2 separate regions of the Mus musculus genome follow, and region 1 is linked to region 2. A link is a contact called in ENCODE POLR2A ChIA-PET data. All regions are on one chromosome and are shown on one strand. Each heading gives the region's core, a stretch centred on a gene start or an enhancer-like site at or near the end of the contact. The rest is flanking DNA. Distances are from core to core; before and after follow the strand shown. Region 1 holds the start of Slc30a7 (solute carrier family 30 (zinc transporter), member 7). Region 2 holds the start of Dph5 (diphthamide biosynthesis 5).

Region 1 (2,824 bases), core at 89-2,588, 120 kb after region 2:
TTCTGTTATTTGCAGAGCAGTTTCACAAGCCCAGAAGTTATCCCACAGCAAATACTTAAATTCCAGTGACTTTACTTCCTTAGCGACACCGGACTCTCTTCGACCCAAATCTTGACACCATAAAACAAAAACAAACAAACAAAAAAGCCCAAAGGTGACACCAAAGCCTTCAAGTCAAAATGGCATTCTCAGAAAACTGTATGGGATTTTCTACTGCAGTAAAGATACAAGGAAAATCCTAAGACAGTTTCACTGGAAAAGAGAATGGCATATGCTTTGCCAACGGTCTCTTCACAAACCTCTTCAAAAGTCATTCAAAGGCAATCATAAATTTAACAGGGCCATTCAGATCTTTCTCTCTCAGAATCTTAGGAGTGAAATCCAAAAAAAAAAAAAAAAAAAAAAAAAAAAGCCACACCCACAGGTAGGTTAGCTAACAGGATCCTCTCATTTTTCCTGAGGCATAGCTAAGGCAAGCTGTTAAAGAGATTCATTGCATCTGCCAAATAAAAAAGTAAAAAAAAAATATGAGGAGGGGGCCTGTTTGTCAGTTCTGTTTAATGGAGTTGCAGGAAATGAGAGTCCCCGATCTTAGAACTGCAGCCCTTCCCTTTTGGTGAGAGTACGCTGAGAGCAACTCAGCAAAAGTGGTAGTGGCAAAGGTAAGACGTGAACCTGCCGGTAAGGAGCTACGTGGCACTAAGCAAATAGTGGCTTGTCTCCCTCACCCTCTGCTTCCGCCCCAATCATCTTCCCCTTTGGTTACCAGTTGCTCCAGATGCCGTAGAGTAGTTCCACAAAAGCGAAAGAGAGGTTCAGGCACAGGAAGAAAAACAGGTTCCGGGATGTCTTGTCCGACAGGATGGACCTGGGCACGATACAGGTGATCAGAAGCAAGCAGGAGCCAAGGGGGTTGCGGGGACCCCTCAAAACCCACCCAGTCCGCATGCTCGTTCCACCACAGCAGGAGGGTGACGCTCCCATGCTGGACCTCAGGCCATCCTTAGCACCCAGCTTTGTCTCAGCATCCCGGGCAGCCCCCTCCCAGCAATCACAGCACCCCGCACCTAAACCAGCCTGAGATCTTGCCGAACAGATTGAACTTGGGTGGTTTGTATTCATCATCCTTGATGGACAGGGGCAACATCTTCTCCACCCGGCGAAGGGCCGGGTCTCCGTCCCTCTAGAAGTGACTCGGTATGGTGGCGGCAGTGACAGCGGTGACGCTTCAAACGCGGACCCCAAAGCGCTTGACCGCCGCGGCACCGCCGCGAGACACAGACACAGACACACACCCGGGAATTCGAGGACTTCCGGCCCGGGCCGCGCAACGCGTCCTGGGACGGGAAAGCGGGAGGCGGGGGCGGGGACTCCGGCAGGGGAGGGGCTTACGGGGAGGAGGCGGGGCTTGGGGGCTGCGGAAAGTCCGAGCTGAAAGCTTGGGGATCTATCTCTAGCTGAGCTAGGGGTCCTATCTCCTGAACTCACGAAAGATACCCCTGCTGGCTCTCTGCAGACGTGGCTGACTGGTTCAGGGCCCGCTGTCACCCACCCAGATCGCCCATCACTATCGTCCCCGGATGCAGTGCAGCCCGCTCCTGCTCCTTCAGCATTAACCCCCTAAAGGACCTCAAATCCCCGCTGTGCCTTAGGCAGCATCACTGAAAAGCCCAGGCGGCCACGTGCTGCGCCGCCACTGCACGGGATGTGCGAGAATGGCTTCCCGAGGTCAACGCTAAGGGAGTCCACCCCCACCCGCGGAAACCGTCACGCGGGACGCGATCGTTGAGTGCTTTGCAAAAGAAACACTTAAAGGTATTTTAAAACGTCCTTTAGGAAGAGGGCCATAGACTATGGCCTTGAGGTCCGCTTCTTGCTGTTTCTCCCCTGCAACCTCATTCGGTTGTAGCCCTGAAGGCAACCGCAGACAGGTTCCTTTAGCATCCTTGTCACCCCCAAGACAGTAGCTGTCACTATGGTCCATTTCAGGAGGTGCAGATACAAGCCTGTTGGGTGGGAGGCTGGGGATGAGCCTTGTGGGCCTGGGCTGGCTAGAGAGACACTCTCCAGCATCTTTCTAGGGGATTGTTTAGACAAGGTCAGCTGGCCGATCACGTGAATGATTAAAAGTTATTACCTAGAAGGGGAAACCCGGAAAGGGGGTCTGGTTTGGGGAGGTGGCTTGGAAACTACAAAACCGAGCTTCTTGGGAAAGCCTTTTTGCCTAACAGGAAGTGGAGCGTCACCCAAAGCGAGGGAGGGGTGGCCACTCAGGAACTGTCCCCTGCTCCAGGCACTCACTTTGCAGGCGGCGCATTTCCTAGGTTATCAATTGGACGGGCAGAGAGGTTGGAAGCCCGGTTTAGGAAAGGGGTGGAAAAGAGGCAAGCAAAGGAGACTCTCCTTTCGATTTATGCTAACCAAGCTGCAAATAAACCCGCTGGCCCCGCTGCAATCTTCTGCACTAGAGGTGAGGCAACTGTGAAATTCTCTTTCATTGATTTTATCTTTCCATTTGGGACCTCTGCTTGTTTTGCCCTCGTTCTTGGAACTTTGTGGGTAGGAAGGATTTATTCTGTAATTTAGATTTTTGAAAATAGATCTTGATTTTTTTTTAATGTTCCTCTTTAAAAACTGCTGGTAACAAACGGCTTGATTCTATAAGTTCTAGGACAAACATGTCTCTTTTGTCTTTGCCTTTCTTGGACCATTATTGTCATGTAAGCAAATATTCTCAATTAGTAGCATTTACTTTTTAAAGGCTACTCTGTTGTTGTTGTTCAGAGCAGTTTTTCAATTCTACCCTACTGCATTGCTGAGGAAG
Region 2 (2,700 bases), core at 26-2,525:
CCAGCATCTTGATAGCCTTCCTTTGGTTTGTTTGCTCTGTTGACAAGTCTTTTGTCAAATTTCTGGTTTGCAAACATTTTCTCTCAGTGTACGACTTCAGTCTTTTGAAGGGAGTTTTTATTATTAAAGTATGACTTTTTTTCCTCTCTCTTTGCAACATGCCTTTTATAGCATACCTGAGAAATCTCTCCCTGGATAGGTCAGATTTTCTTTTCTTTTCTTTTTTTTTTTTCTTCTGTTATAATTTTAGGTCTTTCCATTTACACCATGATCTATTTTGAGGTGTATGTATTTTAATATGGTGCAAAGAATAAATCAATTTAGTGGGAACAGGGAGAATCAGGTCTTCGTGCACCCTTGGAGGAAAAGGCTAGACTTAAGAAAAATCTGAAAGGCCATTACATTGTGCCAAGAGAAGCAATGAACTGTCTTCCCAACTTGGATAAAGTTACCAGTGAATTTAGGAAGAGCATCTGCAGTGTAAACTTTTCGCTTACTGGAGCTGCGTGTAACCAATCTTTAAGAATCTCTGCAACAACCGCTGAGAGGTTTAAAGCACTTTCCTTTTTGTTATGCGCTTCCCGCCATAGAACTACTTTCTTTTTTAAAATTATCCTTTGGTTAGCATACTAAGTAATGGGCTTCATTATGGCATTTTTCATCCGTATATGTCATCACATTCGTATTTAGTCATCCCTTGAGCACTCTTAAAAGGTCACTCTCCACCGAGGGTGACTAAGGCAGATTCCCTTGAGGCATTCTGGTATCAGATCCCAGGGACAAACCCCTAGAAGGAGTCACAGCCCCCCCCCCCCCCCTGGGAACTTAACAACCACACTCAGCAGGGCAAGCCAACCTGTCCCCTCACCAGGGTGACTTCTGGTTAAATTGCGACAGATCTACAGAGCGGGAATTCAAAGCTGAGCAAACGCGGGGTCGGTCAGGGAAGTCCCTCCGGTTGTTCCTGCCAGTGTGCGTCTGGAGGGCGATTGGGAGCTATCGTCATCAGCCCGGACGCCCTTTGGGGATGTTTGAGTCCTGGCTTGCCGGGAGCGTGGGCACGCTGGGTCCTTTCCAGGCGCACAGCTGGACCCATTCCTGACCCTTGACCTCTGCCCGGGAGTCAGCGAGTCCTGGAGGGCCTTGCGGGGGGTATGCGATCGCTCTATAGCTCGTTCCTGGAGCGGTCTGTCATCTCCGCCTCCTGCCAGTCGTAAAGTGCTGTGAAGGGCTCTGCGCTTTACGGCGCCGTTAGGTGAGACCCGGAAGCTCTGTCTCTGATGGGCACATGGTTTGGGGACTGCAATTATTAAAAGGCTGCAGTGAGACTTTGAGGGACGTCAGCGAATCACCTCCGAGTCTCTAAGCGGGTAATCGGATCACACTTTTAAAAACAGTCATTCCATTATTTTCTAAGAGTATGCAGGAGTGTCGGACGCACGCAGGGTGCCACCTTGGTTTTTATGTTCATCCCTAGACTTTAGGTCCCCGGTGTTAGCTGACGTTTTTCTGTTGTTCACTTCGCTCTGCAGTCTCCCCATCCCTGGAGTTCGGAATGCTTTACTTGATCGGCTTGGGCCTGGGAGATGCCAAGGACATCACAGTCAAGGGCCTGGAAGTTGTGAGACGATGCAGTCGCGTGTATCTGGAAGCCTACACCTCAGTCCTGACTGTAGGGAAGGAAGCCCTGGTACGTGATTAAAGTCCCCAGGCCTCTGGGGAAGACATCTAGCTAGCGTCCGATTCTCCTACCCTAGACTGCACAGACTCTAAGCGTCTGCTTTTTTTTTTTTTTTTTAAGCCCCTGTAAAACACACACCCTGTCCATTAAGATCTACTTCATACTCAGTGACTTGGGAAATGAAACGGTAGTTTGTCCTACTTTACAAGTCTAATTTTGTGCCTTTCTCCAGTAAATAAAAAAAAAAAAGTTATTTTACACTCTTGGGGATAGTTATCAAATCCGTTATTTCATGAGCTAGCCAGACATCCTTTCCGAGTTGAGTGCTAATGAGGTGCTGACACAGGCTTAATGAGTTGCTTATACATTCAGCAAGCGATCTGAAAGCTTCCGTCTTTGAAGTAGTTCCATAGGGAACAGCGATCTCATTTTTTTTTGTCTGCAACATAGCCAAAGAGACCTTACATGTACTCTCCCAGGAAGGCTGTCATTCCCACATGTACATATAGAGTGACTAAGTAACCAGAGGATGTATTAGTGCATTATATACCTTAAACAGGGTAAATATGTAAATAATAGTTACAACAAGAAGGGTCAGTTTCTGCTTGATTGTCAAACTTAAAGTGAACCCTATATTGAGATAAGATGCTGATGTGTTGTTAGAGGAGGAGAGGAAGGTTTTTTTGTTTTGTTTTGTTTTTTTAAATTGTCAAGTCTTCCATATAAAAGTGTGGGCCAGAGAACTTCCGGTCATATCTCTCAGATTCACAACTCAGAATTTTGAAGGTTTCAGGGTTATGTTAAAAATCTTGAATCCTAAATAGGCTTCTTCTTAAGTTGGTCATGAATTAGAAAAAAAAAAAAAAAAGTAGTGTTTAATGGTCAGTTTGACTTGCTGGCCACACTTGTCGGTGTTTATACTTACTTCAAGATGATAGAAATATGTCTTGGATCAGTGATCAGAAACTATAATGGACCTAAAACCATTTGAGAAAATAGATAACTGGCAGGTTAATCGA

Evidence for each region. ChIA-PET counts read pairs that join two places held with the same protein, here RNA polymerase II (POLR2A).
Region 1: POLR2A ChIA-PET joins it to region 2 with 15 read pairs in embryonic stem cell. The contact joins the promoter of Slc30a7 here to the promoter of Dph5 in region 2. POLR2A ChIA-PET finds 5 or more read pairs at or near these places in 2 of 5 experiments (Patski and embryonic stem cell).

What each region holds. Positions count from the first base shown.
Region 1 is chr3:116,006,068-116,008,891 of GRCm38, forward strand. Slc30a7 (solute carrier family 30 (zinc transporter), member 7) reads right to left here and starts at 1,339. Exons shown (of 11, transcript NM_023214.7): 1 at 1,068-1,339; 2 at 767-868. The coding sequence starts at 1,147. Extl2 (exostosin-like glycosyltransferase 2) reads left to right here and starts at 2,230. Exons shown (of 5, transcript NM_001163514.1): 1 at 2,230-2,470.
Region 2 is chr3:115,886,908-115,889,607 of GRCm38, forward strand. Dph5 (diphthamide biosynthesis 5) reads left to right here and starts at 1,276. Exons shown (of 8, transcript NM_027193.2): 1 at 1,276-1,370; 2 at 1,533-1,690. The coding sequence starts at 1,556. It overlaps A930005H10Rik (RIKEN cDNA A930005H10 gene), which reads right to left and starts at 1,223. Exons shown (of 2, transcript NR_015487.1): 1 at 857-1,223.